2 separate regions of the Homo sapiens genome follow, and region 1 is linked to region 2. The links are chromatin loops, found by intact Hi-C in ENCODE. Cell type or tissue: PC-9. All regions are shown on one strand. Links, peaks and the distances in the headings refer to the core of each region. The heading gives the core; the rest is flanking DNA.

Region 1 (8,347 bases), core at 267-8,266, 130 kb before region 2:
TTGGAACCAAAACATACCCAGGTGATTATGAGAGCGATTCCAACATACTTTAAGAGTAAGGTCCCACAGCTGCAACTTCAACTTGCCTATTTATATTACATTAGACACCCATCAGAGGTGATTGAACATTGGCAGAAAATTAATCAACTCTGTTCCATTAAATGGTCAGTTTGCTGCAGCTCAGGAAAGCTGGCCCCATTTCCTTCGTGTCTCATTATGTTCTCATCTGAAACTTGTATAGTTTTCATTCGGATTGTTGCAATTTAAAATACTCTGATAAATGCCTAGTTGTGTCCGTATTATTTACGGATCACCCTGGTTAAGATACTGAGTGAACTAAATTTGCAATGCAGAAATCATTGCACAGGTAGAAATCATAATGAATTGCAAAAGTAGTGAGGATCTTCAGGGTGCTTTGGGTCTTCCCACCTCTAGCTTTCTTTAGCAATACACTTCTTTTGGCACTTTACAATATGTGTATGTATGTGTAATAGATAGCCATCTATTTATAAACTAGGGTACTTGTTTTAAAAACCTGATTTAGATTAAGAATAAGATTAGCTGGCTTTAAAGCTCTTATACATAAGTACCTCACATGGTTAACAATCACTGTGGGCTAGCTCTAAGTCTGGAATAATCTGTGATTTAGAACCTTCCTCTTGCTGTATTCTGACTTAATCTGCTCAGTTCTTTGCTTTTTCCATGTCCACCTACACACCACTGTCCATTTTCCTGCAACCTTTTTGCTGTCAGTCAAGTGACAGCCTTGGATAGAATCTTTGTGTGCCAAGACCTCCTGAGGCCCAGCACCACATTTAGATGGAAAAAGCGAGGGGTGGCAGAAACACAAGGGATTCTTCAAACGCTGGGGGTGGGAGACTATTAGTGGGAGGTTTTTGGTGTATAGCTCCTTCAGAAACTGCTTTCTCAAACACACACAAAAATGCAAACACATATACCAAACCCCCACATCTGCAGCCTAGCACCAGTGTAATGTAAAATCATCCTGGAAGTCAACCATTCCAAGACTTGTTGAGGCAAAGAATAAAGCACCCTTGCTGTACTTTAACAGGGGTTGGAGCCCAAGAATAGCCCTAGTTTCTATCCTAATGTGAGTGATCCGATGTGTCTAGATTTCCCTTTCTTGGATTGACTGACTCTTAGCTGACCTGTAAGTACTAACATCTCTTCCTAAAATTACTTGGGAACATTTGTTTTTGCTAATTGGAGAGAAGCAGGAGGAATGTTCTGCTTATTACTTTGTACAGGTTTCACCCTGTATAATTTAATGTCTTAATATTGAAGGGAGGTTGCATCTTATAATACGAAGCCACACTTTTAAGACCTTTCTATTTGTAACAGTGCATTACTTCCCTGAAAAGTCAGATAGGTCATTAATACAAATTAGGTTTTGATCTCTAGAAAAAGAGCCTGAATTGAGGCATAGGCCTTATTTTTATTACTTTGTTTTTAGTTGGTGCCATCTGCATTCTGATTATAGAGTCTCTTAAATTTGACTTCATATTCCTGATCAGCTAAAGTTACAGGATCTTTATACAAAATGTTCCAAGTTTTTTCACTAAAACTACCAGCAACCTGATATTCTCTAAAAATAAAGAGATTATTTTCACCTTGTCATTAGAAATAAAATATATTTGCTTCTGTCTCAATTAAGGCACATGTCACCTGAAATATGTAATACGTTATAAGATAATAATATACTAAAATGAACTTTTTACATTAGCCATACTCAAGTTTTACTTTTCTTGTGTTTCTATTTCTGGGTTTCTTTTATTGGAGATAAGAAGGTATGAAAGTAAAAACTGTGAATGATATAAATTTGAATATTATGGTTTATCTACCTATATAAATTGTCTGTTTTGCCGTCTGTCTCTTACAACAATTGAGTTTCTCATCTAGCAAGGCAAAAGGCAAGCAGCAGTAGTTATTCAGGGGCAAGAGTATAACCAATAAACCTGAGCAAATAACTTTATAACCCTGGAGCTTATTTGAGATGTTAACACAGATGCTTGGCAAATCCATGGGGAATGTTTGGCAAATGTTTGATTCACCAATGCCTTAAACTTGTTAAGCATAAAGCTAATAATTACCAAGAAAATAATTTTGTGATTTTTTTTCTGAACATAATCTCTAAAAACAGTGCTTCTTTTTAATACTTAGTATAAAAATAGAAAAGGCTATGAAATGCAAAGAAGGCAAGAAGGCTGGGAAATTATGTGCACACACACACACACACACACACGACTGAAGTGTGGCAAAGATAAAGCTTTTAACATTTAAAATTAAAGCCATATTATTGATTACTCAGTTTACACAGATTCTTTTTCAAAGATAATTTACATATTTATAATTCTGTAATATGTTTTGCTATTCGTATTCTGATAAAACACATGCAGAATTTAAATCTAGTATCATTTAGTGTTCAACTTTTTTGACGGTTGATTAATTTTCAAAATGATGAAATTGTTGAGAATAAATGAAATAGTACTCGGAATTAGTATTTTAAAGCTCTGGAAACTCCCAATAAATTATACTTGGTTATGGATAGATATTGGCTTTTAGTAAGTTGTCTTCTTTAGTAAGATAAAGCCAAGAATAATATTGGTCTTTAGAATTCAATTTGGGTTGGTTTGGTGTATTTCAATACAAAGTGTACCCGGAGATTATCTGTACAAATATCACACATGTGCACACACAGGCACAAACTCACACAAACCCAGAAATACTCTGCAAGCCACAGAGGTTCATTATTTCCAAAGAATATGCCTGCTAAGTAATACTTCTTAGCTTCTAACTCAGAATAAAAGCAATTTATATAAAGGAGGGGGAAGGATGTTGGTTATTAAAGAAAAAATAGACTTAATTAAAGTCAGCACCTGTATACAATTGCCTCTTTAAGCCTCAAGATAAGTTATTGATTTTCTTTTTTAAATCCATATTATTAAATTTCTCTTTAATTCTTTCTTTACCGTGGAATACATATATTTTTTTTCAATGTATGTTCAGTGTATTTCATTTGGGAAATAATAATCATAAAAATAAGTTTCTGAATGTATACAGTATAGAGGGATATTTCCCTATATATATTTTCATAAATGATTAGTCTGTAACTAATCCATGAAATAAAATTAAAGTAGCTGATGGTGAAAAATTTCCCAAAACTTTGGGAGGTTTACTTTTTTTCTGTGCTCACATAGAATTTGCATTGACTTTCTTTATGGGGTCCAATCATTATAGCCATTGAAGGAACAAATTTAGATTTTCATGAAGTTACTTGCTTGCTGCCACACGAAAGTGAATGGACTTGTGTTATATCATATTGGACAAATGTGCCCACTTCTGTAAACAGGATATCTCATTACATTTCCTATTGTCTCTGCAGTCAACTTTGGGTTTCAGGAGCTTGAGGACTGTTTTCCAAAGCTGCAGACATTTGCTGCTGCTTCTAGCTGGTTATTTGCCCCCAACAAAGAGAGGAAAGGCATAAATCCCCAAACAAACACAAATAGCTTAGCTGATTGTTAGCAACTGTGCTTAAAAGTTTGATGGTTTTGAATAGCCAATTGGTGGTTAAAATGAGGTTTAGAGAAGCTAGGGCTATTCCATTTTTACCTTTGTTCTCACTTTTTCCAGGAATCAAAGATAATTTAAAATTGGCTGAACTTTAAAAATATTCTCAGAATTAAGCATTATCTAAAAATTGATTTCTTCTTGGATATGGCATAGAAGACTCACACACAGATGTAATGTTGGCGGTTTTGACCATTTGAGAGTAGCCTTGATTGCCCATGACATGTGATTTGTAACTTTATTGAGACTCACATTTGATTTCAGTGCTTTAAGGCCAAAATAGGGGAGGCAATCATTTGGAAGACCCTCATTGATCATTTGAATTCAGCTCTTCTCAGCTCTCATGTTCTCTGCTTCTCATCTCGCACACAGTAATTCTCTTTACTTTTATTACATTCTAGGAGGGAAATGTATGTCTACATGAGAGTTTCAGTTTCTTCATCTCTAAAATGGGGCTAACAATAGTGACTAACTCAGGACTGTTTTAAGAACTAAGTGAGACACTCTATATAAAGTCATAAACAGAGTGCTTGACACAAAATAATTGGTTGCTGTTAATATTTTTGCACCTTAATTTGTGATTCAATGGGTGAAGTCACAGGTAATTACAGTAAATCGTTAAAAAAAAGAACCATACATTTTTATTATTTAATATAATTGAAAGTTTTTTAAAAGAGTCTCACAAGTACTTTTCTACTGAAGAGTACTGTTCCCATTTGTCATTAGTCTTTTTTCTTTGTTCTTTTATTATAAATTGACAATTTATAATTGTATATATTTATGGGGTACAAAGTGATGTTATGACTTATGAATACAATGTGGAATAATTAAGTTAAGTTAATTAACATATCTATCAGCTCAAATGCTTATCATTTTTTGGGATGAAAACATTTGAAATTTACTCTTGTCGTAATTTCAAAATGTGCAATACATTATTATTAATTATATTAACCATGCTATGCAATCAATTAAAGAAAACACTTATTCCTCCTGTCTAACTGAGATTTTGTACCCTTTGTCAAGCACTTTCTTTTCTTTTTTTTTTTTTGATACAGAGTCTTGCTCTGTCACCCAGGCTGGAGTGCAGTGGCACGATCTTAGATCACTGCAACCTCTGGCTCCCAGGTTCAAGCGATTCCCCTGCCTCAACCTCCAGAGTAGCTGGGATCTCAGGCACACACTACCACACCTGGCTAATTTTTGTATTTTTAGTAGAGACGGGGTTTTACCATGTTGGCCAGGCTGGTCTCGATCTCCTGGCCTCAAGTGATCCACCTGCCTTGGCCTCCTAAAGTGCTGTGATTACAGGCGTGAGCCACCGCGCCTGGTCTCAACATTTTCTCATTCTCTCCACCCCCCAGGCTCTGTAACCATCATGCTACCCTTTGCTTCTATGAGTTTGATTGTTTTAGATTCCACCTATGAATGAAAATATTCAGTATTTGTTTTTCTGTGCCTGGCTTATTTTACTTAGCATAATGTTCTCCAATTCCACCCACAATGTTGCAAATGACAGAATTTCCTTCTTTTTAAGGGCTGAATAGTATTTCATTCTGAATACATGCCACATTTTCTTTATCCATTCATCTATTGATGGACACTTAGGTTGATTCCATAACTTGGGTATTGTGAATAATGTTGCAATGAAGATAGGAGTGCAGACATACTGATTTCAAACCTTTTGGATAAATACCCAGAAGTGGGATTTCTGGATAACATGGTAATTCTAATTGCAGTTTGTGAGGAACTTCCATACGGTTTTCTATAATGGCTATACTAATTTATATTCCCACCAACAGTGTAAAAAGGTTCCATCTTCTCAACATTGTTATTAGTCTTACCAGAGACGGCTGCAATGTTAGTCCATCGGGAATCATCTCCTTCCCATGCACTGTCTCTTTCAGAGATTAATTTGTTTTTATATTTAGTATTTTATGTTAGACTTTACCTGTTGCAGAATGCATGGGTGTATGTGTGTACATGTGTGCAAGCTGTCTCTTTGCCTGGCTATCAGCGTGAGCCACAGCTTCTTTTCACATCTTTTCACATCTGAAATTTACATTGAAATACAGACATCAGTCAAAATTGCTCTCTTCCAAAGACAATACAATCTTAATTAACAGAAAGTGTATTATGCTTAAAATATAACAAAGCAGAACATGGAAATCAAACAAGTTAGCTCAGGGTACTACAAAAGCATGTTAAATAATGAAAGGAATACCACATTAGAAGGCAAGAGCCCTAGATTCTGTATTGTTTGATGTTGGACAAGTAGATGCATCTCTTTAAGCCTAATGTTCTAATCTAGATCATCTTGATTGTCCCTTTCAACTCTAATAAAATAACATAATCTTAGCTCTATCAATTTCCACATATTTTCCTTGGGGAAGAATCAAGTTTCAAATTCAATCACTTCAAGGTAATTTTCTACTATTTATAAAGAAAGTAAAAATTGAACCAGGTCATATGCAACTTGATGTTTTTGTATGTAAATCCCTTATTTTCTGTAAAAATTCTATAAGGAGAATAGCTGAATCCTATTTTATATTTTATATAAAAAGGTCTGTTTTCTAAAATTACTTGTTTAAAAACTCAAATTTATTAAAAAACACAGACTACTCTGTGTATGTAACTTTTATTGTAATGTTAACCTTTATTATGTTTATGAATGCAAGCTATGGATTCATAGCTCTCACAGCTAGAGGGTCTTCATAAATAAAGCAACCCACTCAGATCTGCATGTTTCAGATAGCAAGGCAATAAGCAAACCAACAGATGGATGCATTTTTAACTAGTCAGCCCATTGCTATCTTTTGGTAAGAAAATTCTCTTGCAGGTTGTAACAAAATCTTTCACTGGGTGGAAAAAGAAGTACAATCTCAGAATCACATGTTTTCTAAGAGAATTATATATTTCAGTACTTTGATAACCTATTCAGATTTTGTATAGTGATAAATTAAACTAAATGATTGGTGTAAAAACAAATCAAGCAAAATAATTTAAGGTTATTGTAAATTTGAGAGACGAATAAAATTGCCGTCAGTATCTAGTTTCTTTTTTGTTTTAACTGAGTTGAGTAAGCCAGTATGATCCAATTCAATTCAAGGCTGTTTTTGAAATATTGTGAGAAAAGAATCTACAATATTATGCTTCAATTTTTAATTTGTATTATACTGACAAATAAGTTCGGAAAAAGATGCTCTTTGCTTTGGAAAAACTGCTATAAAAGTGAGAAGATAATATTTATCAAAAGAAGCCAGATGCAAAACTGTGAAAGGTTTTCAGAGATTATATTGGGTAGTTCCCAATATTAAATGAATATCTTTTCCTAAAAAGAAAAAAAATAGGCTATCAGATTATCTCTTCATATGCACAGAGAAAAGGGAATGGATAAATAAAGTAATTATTTTGATAATCCAGGCACTTAAAACTTTTCTCTGAAATATCCACATGATTGATATGATAATTTTGACTGAATTAGTCAAATTGCTCTTTCACAGTTTGCCTTCTCATTACAGGAGTAGATACAATCTAAGTGTGGCTGTAACATTTATAAATGCAGAACACTAAACGCATAGCTTACAGTACCTTTCAAGATTCAACCGATTATATACAATCACTTACCTTATGGCAACATAGGTAGTCACAATTTATCATCCTCTTCTTCAAAAGCACATACTTAGGACTTTTCCTCTGGAACCCTGTAGCAGTGCCATAGAAAACATTTCAATGTATGACACTCGACCATTCTGACCACTCAGTTATTGCCAACTACTGTGGCATATACATATATGAAATATAGGTAGCAGAGCAAACCCTGAGCAAATAATTAAATGAATAATGTTTTCCACGATAATTAGTCCATTTTATAAAATGTGTTAATATCAAAATAGTATATACTTCTGCAGAAGCTACAAAAATGCCATCAGTCCTAAATTGAAAGTTTAATGGGATGTTTCTATCGCAAATCTGATAACAATTTGCTAAAATTTTTATTTAATACGACTACATTTTTATTTTTTTTAAGTTGGAAATACAGACTAGAGGGGAGAAACAGTTATACAAAGGCTCCAAATGATCTATTAATATCAGTAAACTCACTGTAAGAAACTGAAAGTGCCTCCTGGAATCTATTTTCATCACCTTGATGAAAATTATGTATATAAAACTAGATTTACCTTTTGTCTTCAGAAAATGGAGGAGGAACAGATTTGTTGATTATGGCTAGAAAGATGAGAAAGATGCTTTAATGTTAATATTAAATGAGAGAAGGCAGAAGACCTATATAACTTAATTTTTCTTCTTTTTCACTGAGATGAAGAGATGGACTTTCTAACTGATAAGAAACAGGAAGGAGGCCGGGCGCAGTGGCTCATGCCTGTAATCCCAGCACTTTGGGAGGCTGAGGCGGACAGATCACAAGTTCGGGAGATTGAGGCCAGCCTGGCCAACATGGTGAAACCCCGTCTATACTAAAAATACAAAAATTAGCCGGGCGTGGTGATGGGTGCCTGTAATCCCAGCTACTCAGGAGGCTGAGGCAAGATAATCACTTGAACCTGGGAGGTGGAGGTTGCAGTGAGCTGAGATCGTGCTACTGCACTCCAGCCTGGGCAATAGAGCGAAACTCTGTCTCAAAAAAAAAAAAAAAGGAAACAGGAAGGAAAAAAGATCGAAAACTTAAGCAGTCAATAATCGGGTAGTGTGTTAGATGCCAGGCTATGGTGTTGACTAAAGCAGAAAAAATTTCTCCAGG
Region 2 (8,347 bases), core at 168-8,167:
CTGGGAACATTTGAGCTCAGCAAATGGGTATAGTAATAGGAAGCAAGGTGGACTGATATATGGAAGTTTTTCCAATGCTTTAGCACTGCATGGCTACCCTCCTCCCACTACAACCATGCAAACACCCAATTAATTAATTTAAAATTTAGAAATGGAAAAAAGAAGGAAGAGGAATCATGATAATGTTTAGGAAGAAATGTCAACCTAGCAAGCAAGGTTTGGAACTGGGTTTAATCTGATTTTAAAGAAGTAAATCAAGGTGCTATTTCTTGTTTAACCACGCGTGTGAAGTATGATTCATACTTGATGAAACATCTATTGAGTGACGATTTAAAGATGAAATCAAATCATGTCATCCTCATCCTCCCCCCACCCACACACATACACCTTTCCCAACTCAAAACTTTCTAATGGCTTCCAAATCCTCTTAGAATAAAATGCAAATTCCTTTCCACGAGCTACAACACTCTGTACTCTACATTTGCACCATCCAGGATGGAAGCCGCTGACCACATGTGGCAACTAAGCACATGAAATGTGGCTGGTCTGAATTGAGATGTGCTGTAAGTGGAAAATGTACACCAAGTTTCAAAGATTTAGTGTCCCCCACCTCAATGCCCCCCAAAAAAAGAATATACATGTCAGGTAACATTTTTATAGTGATTGTGTGCTGAAATGATCTTTTGAATATATTGAGTTAAATTAAGCTCACTGCTTATTTCTTTTTTCTTTTAATGTAGCCACTAGAAAATTTAACATCACATGTATAGCTTGCATTTTACTGCATATAACTTTGCATTTTACATTTTCCAGCAGTACTGTTCCCCAGAACTGCCCTAACCAGACCTCACCTCACACCTCTCCCTTCTCACTCAGTGTCCCAACCTCACAGCACTCTGAGGTCCTCCAGGCAACAGAGTTCATGTTGACTTGAGAAGGCATGGTGCATCCGTAGTTGTCTCTCTCTGGAAGCTCTTCCCATTAGATAACTGCTTGGCTTCCTTCCTCATTTCATTCAGCTAAAACTACACTCAAATATCACCTTGCCAGAGAGGCATTCCCTTACCACCCTATCTAAGTCCACTTCCCTTCTTCTTTCTTCCCTTGACCTGCTTTACGTTGTTCACGTGGCATCAGATTACCCATTTGTTCATTGCCTGTCCAGCCCCACTTGGTCTCAAGTGGCACATCTGTTTCCTTCACTGACACGCCCTCAATAACTAGGAAAGTATCTGGCATATAGCAGGTACATGATAAATATTTATTGAGTGATTGGATTCGTTATTTAAAGTGACACTGGCATTAAACCAGTGATTTTGCGGAGAGCTTTGAATTTTTTTATATTTAATTCTGTTTGTCCTTAAGTAAATTTTTATAGTCTGTCCATAAGTAAAACCTAATTCTATACAAGAGAAAATAAAAATTTAGAAAAGTTAATAAAAATAACATAGTATGTCCCAAACCCTTTATATAGATGTGTTTACTTGATCCTAAGTGGTGAGCACTGTTATTGTCCTTTATTTTTTACAGGAGAGGAAACTGAGGCACGGGTAGTCAAGTAACTTGCCTAAGGTCATACAGTCAGTTAGTGGTAGAGCTGGAAGGTAGAGCTAGGAGAGTCTGACCCCAAAAATCAAGTTTTCTTGTTTCTGGGCCAGGTCCACACATTAGTGAGTGCAAAGAAGGTTTGGACCAGGTTTGACTTTTGTGACTCTTCTCAACTCCCCCAATAATGCCTTTACCAAGTCATCTATTCTCAATCAGAAAGGATCACCTCCTGGCACTTCTGATAATACTTACCTCCCTCCTGTACTCTATTTCCACCATACAAATTCACTTTCTAAAGAAACTGAAGACCCTGTTAGGATCTTCAAAATATGCTTGGTTTCCAGTACTTCCTCTTCCTCTTCAAAGAACACCACTAATGTGCTCAGTTCTCCAGAACTAAAGTCTCACTGGCATTTCTGTCTTGTTCCTCTCACTTGTTGCTCCTACCCAGACAATTCTCCCTCCCCAGTGTTTTGCTTTTCTTCTTTTCTTTCAAGTCCTATTGCTGGCGACCTGGTTCAAGACTTTATCAATGCAGGCCTGGACAGTGGGAATAAACTGTTAATAGTTTTGCTTGTTGTCATTGTCTATTCTTCCAACTCATGCTGATGAATGATGGCAATTTATTTTTAATATAAAATTTCAATCCATTACTGTCTTTCTTGAAAGTTTGGAACCTGCTCCCCATTGCCTGAAGGATATAGTTCTTTGAAGTTCTTTCAGTGTCATTCAATGCCATCCCTAATTAGGGCTAACCTATTTTTCAAGCCTTATCTCCCACCACCACATCTGACCTTCTGCTGCAATCAGGTTGTTTTACTGGTTGTCAGAAAAACATCCTTTGTATGTTCCCACCTTTGCACTATTACACTTTGCATCCTCAGCTGGATGTCCCTTTTACATCTCTTACTACATCCTAACTCATATCAAATTCTTCTGTAAAGCCTTTTCTGGGCATCATAGTCTGAAATGTTATTGTTCCCCAAGACTCCTATATCAAGTAATGTTTGTGTAATTAACTCATGAAATAGCTCCTTATATTACACTGAGATTCCTTGCAATATAGTATTAATTCCTGCTCAATTGCCAAATATCTTCTCTGGTGCTACACATCTACTAAAGGCTCCAATAAAAAATAATTTAGAAATTATGTATGTTAATAGAGATAATCTAATACTAGAAGAATTTTGGAATCAAAGACTGCATTTTAAGTCAGAGAAATGAGCTACAAAATTTGGTAGACTTCCCATAGACTATTCTTCAACCAGCAGTCTTTTATGCAAATGAAATGACTGAAAGCTGAATCTTACAACATTTTATTTACTTGCAGAAGCAGAGGAGAATTTAGAAATCAACGTAGCCAACTGCCTAATTTCACAGGAGAAAATAAGTAAAGCTCAGACTACTAAAAGCCATTGGCAAATTCTGAATTTGTATGAAGATCTGAATTTAAGAGTATCCCATATTCTACCTTAAGCCTCTAATCTGGAGGGAAGAAATACTACCGCATCTAACTGATATTTGATGAGTAATCTTAATTTAACTTTAATATTTTTATATACATATTCTGTTTTAAACTTTTGAATGTAATCCTACAGCATTAATCATTTGCAGTCAGTTTGCAGTTTACAATGAATTTACACGTATATTATCTAACGTGATGCTCACAACTACCCTGGGATGTTGGTGTCAACAAGTCTCAAGGCAAAAGTGAGACAGGCTGGGGGAACGTAGACACATCAGATGTAGCTGTCTAGGAATTCCTTGTCTTGACAAATTTGTCTCCTTACAATCCCTTGGTCAATAAATAAATCAAGTGTCTATTTTTCTGGAGATATATAAATATCTTCCCTCAGGGGTTGGAAAGAAAATAGCCATGCCTCGTGACAATTTATGCATGTGAAATGTCAAATCATGGTACTAAGGGCAGGAGAAGAGAGATTGGAGAGTGAGTGCTGGGACTCACTGTAAGCTTCTTAGCAGAGAGGAGAGTTGAACGGGACTGTGGAGTCCCAGCAGGATTTACATAACAATGATGCCAAAATCACACAAGTGCGTTCATTCTTATTTTTATATACAACCTACAGTTTTATGAAGTACAACTATGCATCATCCCACTTAATCTTTTCGAGTTCCTTAACCTTTTAAATGGACAGTTGTCTTGTGGTTTAGAGAACCAGTGTAATCTTTGAGTAAGTATTACCCATTCCCTGGAAATTTTTCTTGGATGCTAGCTCCCTCTATTAAGGTGAAAATTAAATTCTTGAGAAGTAGGGCGTGGGTTGGGGGAGGGAAAAAAAGGGATTCCATTGTGCAATGTAGTTCAGAGTCCCTTGTCTCTACTTTGTCATTCTAATGAGGCAACTGGCTTCTACAGGCAGTAGGTTTAAGCGATGTGGAGTTGAACTGTGCTAATTGTATATTAAACCAGTGTTAAATTACCAAAGTGCTGAGTCAACAATCAGAAATAGGTTCCTCCATTTTTTATCAGCATGAAACTTCTCTTGTCACTGGATAGAAATATCAGTATAAGGTGGCATTCCATGGGTCAATTCCATGACTTGGGTGTTTGTAAAAACTTCAAAAAGTTTATTGCAGAAGTAAGTATCCCTTCTCAAGCTGGAGGAGCTTCAGACTAGTCTGAAAATAGTTATATCCCATTTTTCACATTTGCTAGCTACAGGTTTTAGAACCTCACAATGTCAATGGAGTGTTAAAGAAAAAAAGTAGCAGGCTCTTTTTATTATATCTTAATTTTCCATGCTGAGCTTTTCGTAGAAATTCTATATTATCTTCGACCTTTATACTTCAATCTGACCCACAGGCTCTATGCACTTTCCTCCCCCACATTTCTGGAGCTGCTCCTGTTGACACAGCTATTAAATGACTAACTGGAACCAGTTAGTCATAAAAACTAGGGCTGGTTTCTATGGTTGCAGAATGAAAGATACGTTTTCTATTGTATTTTCAAGCACAATGTGGACAGCCAAGACTATTGGGGAAATGCTAAATCTAGATATAGAGCCAGAAATTGAGAATCAGTTAGGAATCAGAACCAGAAACCTAGACCTGAACAGATATGAGAATGGATTAGGTATCTGGTGGGCAGGCAGCCTGAGCTGGCGTGGATGTTTTGGAACTAACGGTTAGCACAGGGTCCAGCATGGAGAATAAGCTCAGGTACTTGCACTGGTGATGGACACATTAGCCAGGTTTGCAAGTGAGGCCTTGAATGCAAAATGAACACATCTCTGTCAGTTGATCCTTGGAAAATTCTCATGAAAAAGTTGGTTCGTGGTCACAGGAGGAATGAGTGGAAAAGAGAGGACAGACAATGAGCGAGATTACATCACTCACTCAATTTGTGCACGAGAAAAGCATTCTTTACCCTCACTGTAAAGTGGTTTCACTTCCAGCCTAAATTCCACCACATAGGTGTAGATTAATAGTGGTGACCCATCATGTTCAGAGAAACATCAGCTGTCTGGCCAGTCTTCGGTCACTCCATGTCAGGATGTCCCAACCAGTTAGTGGTATTTCCAGAATGCGGTGCCAATGGGAACTTTAAGGATCATACCACTTAGCATGTAGGAACAGTCATTTACCAAACAGGATATCAGTGCTTTGTAAGAGCTAGTGGAACTTCCCAAGTGCCTCACCTAGTTACACTGAAGTGATAGAGTGTCCTGTCCTTCCTTATAATTGATATGTTTAGATTATGATGTGCCCAGGACACCAAAACCCTACCGCCATCACTCCAATCATAGTTCGACTTCATTATTAGCATGGCTTTAAGACAAATGGAAGGAGATGGAATAATTAAGAAACGTTGTTGGACATGTTTAGGATTACTGTAAAATAACTAACAGATTTATATAATCTCAACAGTGTTAGGATTTTTATTACAAAAAAAGAGCAAATCATTTGGAAACAATACTATATAAATATAGAGAATTTTTTTATTATTCCATTTCTCATGCCTCAAATGCACGAAAAATACCCTTTAAGGTCAAACTATTGATTTAAGTTATAATTTAGTTCTAAAACCTCAGGGAGTTGTTTTTCGAGCAAGAAAAATCACAATGTTTCTCATTGCCCTTCTTGGTACACGAGCCAAATGAACTGAACACACACTGTGCACAAAGACTTGTGCTCAGAAGGCCCTTTCCCTCGTCTGGAAGCAAAGAAATAACCATAAATGAGAAAAGTATGACATTCATGGTAAGAAGCAGTACACAGGGCATGACTAAACCATGGTAGTTTCAGGGGATGGAGGCATAGGAAGATAGTTATGGAATGTCTATGCCATGTTGCTGCCATCTATGTGGCACCTAAAACTGATATATACACACTCTGCTTTGGACCACAGAAATGTCAGAGATAAAAAGGTCACAAGCTGTCCTTAACTATGAACAGCTGACCACAGATATGTCTGTTTCTCAGAATGTTGGTGTCCTCCACCAAAGCCTCTTTGTGTTTGTATTTTATGTCTGTCCTCCTGAAGGACCCAAGCACTTATTCTGTTCTCAAAGTGCCGCTGATTCTGTTCTTCACCCCTGCTATTGCAGTATATATGCAGCTATATGCAGTAGCCTGGGTGGCTACTGTCATACTTGGACTTTGTAAGAAAAGGAACTGTTATTTGCTGAGGGCCATCTAGGGAGACTATAGTGCACAGATTAGAGTAAATGGGTTAAAATCAAATGTTTATAGTCAAACTGATTTACTCAAAATCCCTGTTCCTCCATTTCTAACCTAGGGGACTTTGGGCAAGTTGCTTAATGCCTGTGTGTCTCTGCATTCTCATATGTAAAATGAAAACACGAATAGCATCTACCTCACAGGATCACTGTGAATATTGAATGAGGGGCTGCATTTATCAGGCTTAGTCTGGAATACATTGGATGATCATTCAAAAATAGCTATTATTCATTTTCTCTTTGTGAAAAAATGTGCTTGGAAGCCCCAGTCTTCAACCTAGAAATGAACTCACAGAAAATAGACTGTTTGCTGCTCCCATTAACTCATCATTTACATTAGGTATTTCTCCTAATGCTATCCCTCCCCCATCCCCCCACTCCATGATAGGCCCCAGTGTGTGATGTTCCCCACCCTGTGTTCAAGTGTTCTTGTTCAATTCCCATGGCACTGCACACGTATGCATATGTAACAAATCTGCATGTTTTGCACATGTACTGTAGAACTTAAAGTATAATTTAAAAAAGAAAATAGACCATTTTTGGTTGAAGAACAGAAAACCCTGAAAGCTGTATCTGAGAACCTGCATATACAAGCAGACAATGGCCAGATAACATATAAAAATAAAACTCTGACCTACAACCAGCAGCGATACAGCCCAGGAAGGCAACCTATCTACAGAAATGAATCTAAAAAAACAAACTACTATCTGCATCAACCAGCCCGGGAAACTGAACAATAACCCCTGTAGCAATCAGCTCCAAACAGCCAAAACTTAAATAATAATTGACAGCTTCTTTAATTTTTGCCCCAGCTTCCAATTTAGGACCAACTGGAAAAAATTGAATCCATATTCCCACCCAATCACATAAGATGCCCCACTTCTAGTTAGACCATCTACCGCTTCCCCATGCCAACAACCTCCAATCAGGGCACACCTGAAGCCCTCCCTTTTCTCCACTGCAATGCTTTCTCATTCTTCTGCCTGCCTGTGAGTCTCTACCAAATGCAAGTCTTGATGGTTTTCTCTTTGTGACAGCAAGCTCTGAATGATAGTCTTTGCTTGTTCTCATTTGGACAGGCTTCATTTATTTCCACACACCTCTCAAACCACAAAGCTAGGCTGTTACAGCAATGGGAGCAAGGACTCAATCTGCTCTTGGCTAACCATTATAACACCAGCACCTAACACAATGTCTGGTTCATAGAGACAGAATGAATAAATAAAAATTTCCCTTTTCTGTCAGACCAGCTTTAGCACACTAGTGAAGGAAATGGAAACTGTGACAAAAGAGAGATTTTTCTTGAGAGAAGAGGTCAGGTAGGTAAGAGATCTTGGGTAAGGTTCAGCTCTTCCACTGTTTGTGCAATCTTGCTTGGATCACCATTCTGGAAGCCATGCAGGCCTCTTCTCCACAATATTCACAATATTAGGACAACCGTAATGCTCACTTACAAGGTGTTTTTGAGGATTTAATAGGATCCTGTGAGTGAAAATAGGGAATGAAGGCGAACTATTTTCTTTGTATGTCCTACTGCTCTGTTTATATTCTTTACTACTATACACAACTTTTAAAATATGGAACATTAAAAAAAAAACAAGAAAAAACTTTGTTACAGTTTTATACACACATTGAGTATTACATTTTAAAAGAAATATGAAATAATTATACTTTTTCACATTTTTAAAATATTCTGTTGGACATATTTTATTGTTTCAACAATAAACAACAGTAAAATTACTGAAATGGACTTTTGACACATAAAGGGTAGAATCCTCTAAGTTGGATTTTAACATGATTTTTAACTTAGTACACACATATGTTGAACTTTTATTTGCAAGGTGTTATGTTAGGTATGCGGAAGTTTATAAAGATGTGCAAGAGATTGTCCCCTGCTTTCAGAGACTGGTCCATAGAGGGAAATTTTAAAAATCCTTCTCAACTAAAATTTAATGTTGAATAAGGAAAATGACAACTGATGTGTCCATGGATGCAAAGTGAAGAAAGGGTGCTTCTTATTGAACTAAGTAAGAAAGACAACATGCAGGAGGGACATCTGCCTTCGTGTGAGAAGCTGCTTGAGGATTTTAATAAAAATA

What was found. A loop is a pair of places that touch in the nucleus more often than their neighbours do. Peaks named below come from ENCODE experiments on the same cell type or tissue, not always from the same donor. Only the 100,000 strongest peaks of a DNase experiment are listed, where the experiment ranks them.
Region 1: a loop joins it to region 2, with 2.1 times the contacts of the local background. A loop is called at or near these places in 6 of 110 quality-filtered maps.

What each region holds. Positions count from the first base shown.
Region 1 is chr2:221,580,196-221,588,542 of GRCh38, forward strand. LOC105373897 (a long non-coding RNA gene) reads right to left here. Exons shown (of 3, transcript XR_923939.2): 2 at 7,770-7,815; 3 at 7,216-7,292. Among named protein-coding and RNA genes, the nearest start is that of EPHA4, 12 kb to the left of the region's middle. In PC-9, for the core only: no CTCF peak of the experiment used is centred there; no DNase peak of the experiment used is centred there.
Region 2 is chr2:221,712,187-221,720,533 of GRCh38, forward strand. All of the region lies in intron 5 of LOC105373899 (a long non-coding RNA gene), which reads left to right. Among named protein-coding and RNA genes, the nearest start is that of EPHA4, 140 kb to the left of the region's middle. In PC-9, for the core only: no CTCF peak of the experiment used is centred there; a DNase peak (open chromatin) is centred at 4,435; H3K4me3 peaks cover 634 bases; H3K27ac peaks cover 924 bases.